2 separate regions of the Homo sapiens genome follow, and region 2 is linked to region 1. The links are chromatin loops, found by intact Hi-C in ENCODE. Cell type or tissue: PC-3. All regions are shown on one strand. Links, peaks and the distances in the headings refer to the core of each region. The heading gives the core; the rest is flanking DNA.

Region 1 (4,666 bases), core at 225-4,224:
TCAGTCTTTTTTTGTGATGACATTGCAATTCCTTTGTAGAACAGTTTAGAAAAACATTGAAATTTTTCCTAGGCGAATTGCTGATAGAACCACATCCCTTTCCAGCTCTTGTCCTTCCTCTGATGAAAATGAAAAGAGGTTATTCTTTGCGATATTGGAGCCACAAAACAACCAGATAAACTCACAAATAAAATCCATCTTAAGAATAAACCAGGAGTCCACAAGTGCAGTATTTCAACTATAACATAGCATGAAGAAAGGGCAGGCTGAAAGAAAAAAAGCCCGTGGGGACGAGTTTTCTTTACATGTCCTACAATAGTTTTTCTTTCATAAAAGTAATGAAAGAAAAGGTGGGGTGGAGTGGCAGTGAGGAGAAGAATGGGTGAGAAGATAAGACACGCATGCCTTGTGCTGAAGAAAAGACTATTTGTACCTAGTACATTGTAGAAATTGTTCAAGAACAGCTCAGCCATGTAAAAATATGACCCTGTAATACTGCCAAGGTCAATCAGACCCATAGTGATTGACTTAGAAAGAGCTGGCCTTACAGGATACCATTGCACAAAGCCTACGAGAGTTTATACGCCTAATTGCTAGCATTTGGAAGGTATTTTTGAATCTTGAGAATTTAATTGTACAAAACTACAGTATAAAACTCATACTTTAGTTTTTTTCTTGGTGGATAAGACTTAAAAGAGATACCATAAAAATGTAAAGTAGATACACAGTCACTCTTTCACGTTATGATATTTTCATTATTTTATTAGCATTTATTCCTGATATTTTTGTTTTAATATTTCTTTGGCGTGGCTTTATTTTCCAAATAGAATTTAAGCTGCATAAGAACAGATATCATGCTTTTTAGTCACCGTTTTTTGAATAAACTAAATTTTGACTCATAAATAATAATTTGTAGAGAGTTGCCTATTAAATGTCAAATTTATATACCTCAAATATGAACAATTACGATGTTCATGAGTAAGAGTAAAGTGTATGCTGAGAGTATGTTTATTTTTATCTTATTCATACAAAAGAATAAAGTAATTCTTTTTAAAAGAAGGGGCCCTTTATATATTTTGTATTATACGTTGAAAAAATACATGTATGTAAAAATTTGCAAGTCCAAAAAAGTACCGAGTTGTAATCAATTTTTCCTTCCAGGGAATCAGGTTTTGGAGGTTTTACATTTTTTTTAGACTTCTGTATTATTTGATTTTTTTTACAAGGAACAAGCATTACTTGTTTAACTTAGAAAAAACTAAAATCATTAACAAAATCTTGTAACATAGTGGCTTTAGAGACAACTATTGAACCAAGTTTGAAGATGTATTTGTAATAAATGGTGATTTGATTTTCCTTCTCTCACTCTTTATATGTTTTTTGTTACCAGAGTAATGGGACTTCTCCCCGATTTCAGCTCCTATCCCCAACTCATTCCAACAATATATTTTGCAACCATCTCTTTACCCATGACCATATACCCTATTAAGATTTTTCTACCCGGTACTATTTCTAGGCTGAGCCAACTTTTAGGTTGTAGAAAATAGTAAAGGGAAAAGGAATAAGGACGGGATAGGATTTAAAAGAACAAAGATATTTGAGGGGAGGACAGGCGAGGGAGAAAGTGACAGAGCCCTAAAATGATCTCTTTTGCAGTCTACCCTCCCCCGAAATCAGTGCACTTAAATGTCTTTTTTTTATGGTGATTTGGGCAATATTTACTAGAGCCAGAAATACCAGAGTATCAAGTATTCCTGTCTGAGCTGGCATTTTGCCTACTAGTCCATGAATTCTCCCACTGGGTACATCCTGAAGCCTTCTTGGAGATTGCAGGTCATAAATGTGCATGATTAATTGCCTATGTTGAAACAAACAAACAAAAAAGTTACCAGAACATTCAGACTAGAAGGTGAAGCAAGATCCTGTTGGGCGACAGAAGAAATCTGTTTGGGAGCCTGACAGTGATGGCTGAAGGAAGAAGATTGAGCTGACTGGAGCTGACTAATACACATTTCTAGTAGGTGGAATAACAAAAGGGATACGACTAGAAAATAGGGGTTTGTTACAAATTGTGAAAGACACCTAATAAATTACAAGGGACACAGGCTATGGGGCAGTGACTTAGATAAAACTAGAAGAGCAAAATGTAAAGCAATTTTTTTGTTTTTTAATTTAATTTAATTTAATTTAATTTAATTTAATTTAATTTAATTTAATTTTTTGAGACAGAGTCTTGCTTAGTTGCCCAGGCTGGAGTGCAGTGGCACAACCTCGGCTCACTGCAAGCTCCGCCTCCCAGGTTCACGCCATTCTCCTGCCTCAGCCTCCCCAGCAGCTGGGACTACAGGCGCCCGCCACCATGCCCTGCTAGTTTTTTGTAGAGACGGGGTTTCACCGTGTTAGCCAGGATGGTCTCCATCTCCTGACCTCGTGATCCACCCGCCTCAGCCTCCCAAAGTGCTGGGATTACAGGCATGAGCCACCGCGCCCGGCCAATGTAAAGCAATTTTTAAGACAAGTCCACAACTTTGTTTCTAAGTAAAATTAACTAATTGAGATGGGAACATAGGGGCAGTATGCTGTCTTCCTTATGTATAGAGATACCCACAGATGTCTACCACCTATGGGTGAGAACAAATAATTAATCATTTTCCAGTTCTGGTTAACAAACTATATTGCCTCCCTTGGAGGTGTACAGTATGTGCATACAAAAACCTGCATTAAATATGTTACAAAAAGTCTGCCCAGAATTGGGCAAAAGAGAGCCCCATGGTGTCCTCAATTGAGGCCATATACTTTTGAAGACCTCACAGTTAACAAATGAAATATGAGAGAATATGATTTAAGATTTCTTTGAATGCCCAAATAGTAAATGAAATTATATGTTCTATAAAGTGCTCCACAAATCCTGGTACAAAAGCAGTCAGTAACTTTTTTTCATTTTCAGTTAACCGCTGTGGGACTATCTTGGTGCATGTTGCACTGCTGTAACAGAATATCAGAGACAGTGTAATTTACAAAGCAAATAGTTTTTTCCTCACAGTTCTGGAGTTTGGAAAGTCCATGATGGAGGGGTTGGAATCTGGTGAGGGAGGAGGGCATCACGTGGGTGAAGGGGAGCAGGAGATTGAACTCACAGCCTGAAGCTTTCTTATAATTGACATGAATCCATTCATGAGGGTAGAGCCCTCATGACCTAAACACCTGTGATTAGGCCCTGCCTCCCAATAGTGTTGCACTGAGGATTAAGTTTCCAGCCCGTGCTTTTTAGGGGACACGTCCAAACTATAGCAAAGACTTACATGTCTTCGTAACTGGAAGTCTAGTATTTTTTTCTTCAGGTTCCCTGTCTTTCCCTTACTCATCGATTCCCTACCCTCTGCAGGCTCATCCAGTCCAAAGTAGGCCAATTCTGGCTACCAGAAAGTGGAAGGATATAGAGGCAAAACAGTGCTCTGCTGCAGCTGATGCCTCTCAAAGATTAGTCCTACACAGTTGGAACAGTGATGACTGGCCCAGAATGCTGCAGTTATCTCACTTCTTCAGTTCTAAGGTTGGCCAAAGGCTGTCCATGTTTGAAGTCCTAGCAATTGCTGTTATACACAAACAGTCCATTCTAAACTGCAAGCTACTAGTAAGGGACCGGAGTAAGGTCCTGGACCCCCGTGGTTTTTCCTCCTCAGTGAGCTACCTAAGGGAGAAGTAACTGATCTTGCTGCCTTTACCCACATCTCTCACATTTACCTTTTGCTCACCTTTCTCAGGGACGCAATCCTCAGTGATTTAGTCAAGGTGCTATATCCTTTTCAGGAAGGTTCCCAAGTAATTCCATGGTTCCATTGTCTCTACCTTTCTAAATCAGGCTACTCTCTGTGACTCCAAAGTGATTTTTCATCCTGGCCTAAGTCATGAACTCCTGGGCATTTTTTTCCCTAAAGAAAAGAAAAACACATCTTCATTTCTGATTGGTTACTGTTGGGTACAGCATCCCTGGACATATGTAGCTTCTGCTTTCAAAATTATAAACAGTAGCTGCTGGGAGCAGTGGCTCACTCCTATAATCCCAGCACTTTGGGAAGGTGAGGGCAGATTGCTTGAGGCCAGGAGTTTGAGACCAGCCTGGCCAGCAGGGAGGAAACCCCATCTCTACTAAAAATACAAAAATTAGCCAGGCATGTGGTGTGCGCCTGTAGTCCCAGCTACTCGGGAAGCTGAGGCATGAGAATTGCTTGAACCGGGGAGGCAGAGGTTGCAGTGAGCCAAGACTGAACCACTGCACTCCAGCCTGGGCCGCAGAGTGAGACTCTATCTCCAAAATAAAAATAAAAAAATTATAAATAGCTGTGACAAAGTACAAACCATTAGCTTTAGATGTCTTAAAACCTTAGGATGACGGTTCTCTACAAAGTAGAACTTTGTACTCATTTGAATGTTTTTGGATGTAAATTACAGAAATCCAGCAAAAGCAAAGCAAAGCAAACAAACAAAAAAGTAGCCAAGTGTGGTGGCTCATGCTTGTAATGCCAGAACTTGGAGAGGCCAAGGCAGGAGAATCACTTGAGCCCAGGAGTTTGCAACCAGCCTTGCCAGCATAGTGAGACCCTGTCTTTAAAAAATTTTAAAAATTAGCTGGGTGTAGTGGTTTGTGCCTATAGTCCCAACTACT
Region 2 (4,666 bases), core at 172-4,171, 90 kb after region 1:
AACATTATCCAACCCTATCACAGTGTGGTGAAAAATCCATAGTCAGTATTATAATTATTATGACTAATGTAAATGCTATTCAAAGTGAACCCAGGTGGCACACTATATTTATAGTATATTATTATAGTATCTTTTCCTGGGTTAAGAACTGAAACTTTTTCTTCTAGTTTTCTTGGTTTGCTTTGAAATTATGGTTAAGTCATCATACACCTTCCAACAGCTGTATAAAATCTTGTTTCATTCAAATTCCGATACAGTGAAATCTACCTGGTAATCTCTCCATTTCTTCTTCATCTGTCTTTCCCCTGGAAGCATCCTTCCGGTGGTGGGGGCAGGGGGTGCTTTTGTCCAATCTGAAATGGCTCTCCTCTGTTTGAAAGCTTCTTCTCAACTATAATCTTGGACCCTCTGTACCTCCTGGTCATTTCTTTTGTCTCTCTCGATTTGGATTACCTGCTTTCTGATCTTTAGTCTTGCTCCTTCTTGGTTTATTCCATTATGGGTAGAGCATCCACTAGTTCTTGGAGAAATAGAGATCAAAGGTAATTTTTTTAAGACAACATTTCATAAAATATCCTTATTTCATTTTCATGTAAGGCTGATTGTGTCATTGGACGTGAACTACTAGAATGGATATCATTTACATCAAGAATCTGAAATGGATTGTGCTACTGTTGTAGGACTTCCTCCTTAGTTCAGCTAAAAGCTGGGATCTTGTCACATGACCATGAAAGATTAGGCTGGCAGATACTTTGAAGGGTGAGAAGAGCAGGTTTCATTGGGTGAAAGGTAAAAAAGGGAAATAGGGACCCTCAGCAAAGCAAGAGTCCTGAGTGTGGGTTTCTTGCCTCACAGATTGAAACCCTAGTTATCACCCTGGGACAGGAGAAGCCAGGCTCCTCCCCACTGGAAAGGGCACAAACTTCCCATGGCTCCACAGCATTCTCCCAGCGCACTGGCCAGTCGGAGGTTTTCCGGGGAGCCCTTTATACTTGGCTGTCTCACTACCGTCCTCTAGCTTTCTATGTTGCTATTAAAAAGCAAAAGCAATTTTTAGTCCTTATCTTTTAATGTATCCCCTTTTTCTCCCTGGAAGGTTTCCTCTTTATTCCTGCTTTTTCTTTTCTTTTTTTCCATTTATAGCTTTAGGCACTTGGTAGTAAGTCTTTACCATCTGGAGACTTACATCCTTCAGAGTGAGGAATTATCTGATTTTCTCTATGGAACTCCTGTTAGTCAGATGTTGGGCCTTTTTGCTTAATATTTTCTTTACTCTTTTCCCTCCTATTGGTTATCGCTTTATGTTTTTGATCTTCCGATTCTTTTGTTAAATTTTTATTTTCTAAATATCTATTTCTTGTTTCATGAGTGTTCCTTTTTATGCATTTTCATGTTGTTCTGTGGGTTCAATACCTCTCTTACCTCTCCAGGGATACAAATTACAGTGTTTTTTTGTTTTGTTTTTTGTTTGTTTGCTCCCTGAATTCACTATAGTTCTTTTCTCATTTTAATTTTAGATGTTTTCTATGATGTTTTTGTTCTTTACTAATTAATATCAATGCGTTCAGAAGTAAATGGAAAGTTCTATGGGTGTAGGCTGCAGTTTTGCACTGCTAAACCTCCTGAGGTTCCCACAACTGGCCAGTTAGCTTCTATGTTGTGAAATCTCCAAATGCCTGTATTCCCACAGGAGTTTTCTCGGAGGCAGTACATTCTCTCTTACACACACCTGGGGGTTATTAGCTTGGCTACCAGCATTCTAGAATTTGGTGGAAAAGAAAGGCTCAGGGTCCACAGTTCAGTTAGATTAATTCCTTTTTTTTTTTCAATATGCTACTTTGCTGTCTTTGATGCCTCATGCTCGCAGGTGTAGTAAAAGTGGGGCAGTCATCTGAAGGTGCTCAGAGTGGACAGGAACCAGGAATCTGAAGCTAACTGCTCCCTAGTGGGGCAGTCATCTGAAGGTGCTCAGAGTGGGTGGGAACCAGAAATTTGAGGCTAATTGCTCCCTAGCAGTTTCTCAAGTCCTCTCCCTAATTCCTTCAAATTATTCTGCGTAATTCCAATTCCTGAGTCTTTTATAACTTTTAGGGGCCAACTATGTATATCCATCTGCAAGAGCTTATTCTCCTCCACTCTTCTAAACTATTTATTATTCTTACATTGACTTTAGTCTTCAAATTCTGTGGCCTGGGACTATAGATATCTATTAATTTTTAATGAATATATTCAATTTTTTTGTTTATTTGTTTTTATTCTATTTTCCTGAATTTTAGGGGGTTGGATTTTGAGAGGAGAGGAGTGGAAATATCTTGATTCCATCAATTTAGAAATCACAGATCTCGTGATCAGATTTTGAGGGATAGATTCTCATTGTAACAACACCTGTCAGAAATTTATTTTTAAAAGAGAATTACAATGTATTAATTAATACTTGGAAATATTATCACTAAGTAAATTAGAATATTTCTTTTGATTGCCAAAGGCAGTTTTGTTCTTCTGAAAGAATCAGCTTCAGAAGCCAAATAAAGATCTAAACATTCATGACGGGTGTTGAGTTATAGCAGAGAAAGTTAAATGTTCTTTATGGTTAATGTTGCATTACCTAGCCTGTTGCCACAACCCTCATGTAAGTAGGTGCCTGCCAAAATAAATAGAATGATTAAATTGGGCAGCCAGGAATTACCACTGGACAGTTCTGATAATCCACAGGCAACTTTCCATTCTTCTTTCTTTATTCTTCACAAATCCTACTAATATTTGTTATAAAAATAGATTGTACAATTATTTGAGTGATAAAGAAATATTTATGAAGTGTCCACTCTGTACCATATACATGGTAATATGTATTATTTCATTATTCTTTGTCAGATATTAGTTACATTTTAAATTTATGTCTTTTTAATGAGATTCCAGGGAAGTACCTGGTTTCCTGATGAAATTTAAGGAATTCCCATTATTTGCTTTAATCATTTCCTGGGAAGGCTTTCACATGTGACCAAATACATTCATTTTATAGCTTTTATTTTAATTGTTGATTTTTTATGACTTTGTTCATAATTCTGTGCATACATTTTTTGTTTACCCATATTATACATTGACTACATACTCAATATTATACAAACCTTCATTGTTTATTTTTCCATAATAAACAAGGAACATGAAGTCTTTGCATTTGGAAGAGTCTTCAAAGGCAGATCAGAGTCCAAAACCTAGCACAAGCCCTCACTCCAGTTTGGTGAAAAGCAAATTAAAAAAAGAAAAAAGGAAAAAAAAGAGAGTAAACAAAACACATATGCAGAAATACACCAACAAAAATACACGTCGTCCATCACTGCACATTCTTCTCTTTCCTGGAAAGAATGGCAGCGACTATGAAGAGTTTTTCAGAGGCTAGATGCTCCCGTGAAATTTGCACCTGGTCCTGAGGTGAGCCAGATTGGCAGGAAGAGAAGGCAGAGCTGACTCCATACTGTTATTCCTTAGCCAATCACCAGAGTGACAAACCTTGAGTGAGCTTGAACCACAGATGCCCACTAGATGTTCATCCCTGTGTTAAAAAAAGATTTGGTGAAAATAGTGGCTGGTCCTGAGCCCAGCAAGGATGGAGATGAAGAATGATAAGTTATTCATTTCTAAAAATTTTATAAATATAGGACTTGCTTAACACTGACTGCTGACCTTGAATTCCCTTCTTCTGAGTATGTCTGCAATTCTAAAAGCAGCCCCAGAAGGCTGGAAAACGACTCACAAAGTGGCTATTAATAAACAGTGGTACATATAAAAGTGACAGAAGTCCAAAGTGTGTAGACAGGTGTTTTACTTCAATAGAGTAATGAAATGCTGAAGCAATGCAGGTGTTCAGCAGCCACAGCTTTGTCTGAACACTGCAGGGTATGTGTGTGTATGTGCCTGTGAGTACACACACACCCGTGTATGCATGCAACTTAAGCACACACACTTTGGGGAAGCACTTACTATGTGCACTCTGCAGTAACAAATCATGATTTGCTTCCAATCATTGCTATATTGATTTAAGAGAGAATGTGCTCTTAATAAGCATTATCCACCGCAGAATGCACATAGTAAGTGCTTTCCATTCCAATGTTCCTTGGTTTCAGCAATGTCAATGACTGTACTGTATTAGTCTGTTCTCACACTGCTAATAAAGACATACCAAAGAGTGGGTAATTTGTAAAGGAAAGAGGTTTAATTGATTCACAGTTCCATATGGTTGGGGAGGCCTCACAATCATGGTGGAAGGCGAATGAAAAGCAAAGTCATGTCTTACATGGTAGCAGGCAAGAGAAAGCTTGTGCAGAGGAGCTCTCCTTTATAAAACCATCAGATATCATGAGACTTATTTACTACCACAAGAAGAGTATGGAAGAAACTGCCCCCATGATTCAATTATCTCTACCTGGCCCCACCCTTGACATGTGGGGATTATTAAGTTCAAGGTGAGATTTGGGTGGGGACACAGCAAAACTGTATCACTTAACAAGAAACTTAACAAAGTAATGTTGGACCTAAATATTTTAGTTTTTTCCAGTATGATTTTATTTATTTATTTATTTATTTATTTATTTATTTATTTATTTTGAGACAGAGTCTTGCTCTGTCATCCAGGCTGGAGTGCAGTGGCAGTATCTCAGCTCACTGCAAC

The links. Peaks named below come from ENCODE experiments on the same cell type or tissue, not always from the same donor. Only the 100,000 strongest peaks of a DNase experiment are listed, where the experiment ranks them.
Region 2: it touches region 1 in a loop (2.9-fold over the local background); 1 of 110 quality-filtered maps calls a loop at or near these places.

Annotation. Positions count from the first base shown.
Region 1 is chr21:15,190,581-15,195,246 of GRCh38, forward strand. No RefSeq gene overlaps it. Among named protein-coding and RNA genes, the nearest start is that of LINC02920, 130 kb to the left of the region's middle. In PC-3, for the core only: no CTCF peak of the experiment used is centred there; a DNase peak (open chromatin) is centred at 1,841; H3K4me3 peaks cover 1,509 bases; H3K27ac peaks cover 2,543 bases.
Region 2 is chr21:15,280,228-15,284,893 of GRCh38, forward strand. It overlaps LOC105369292 (a long non-coding RNA gene), which reads right to left and starts at 3,500. Exons shown (of 4, transcript XR_937592.2): 1 at 3,126-3,500; 2 at 268-520. In PC-3, for the core only: no CTCF peak of the experiment used is centred there; no DNase peak of the experiment used is centred there; H3K27ac peaks cover 1,053 bases.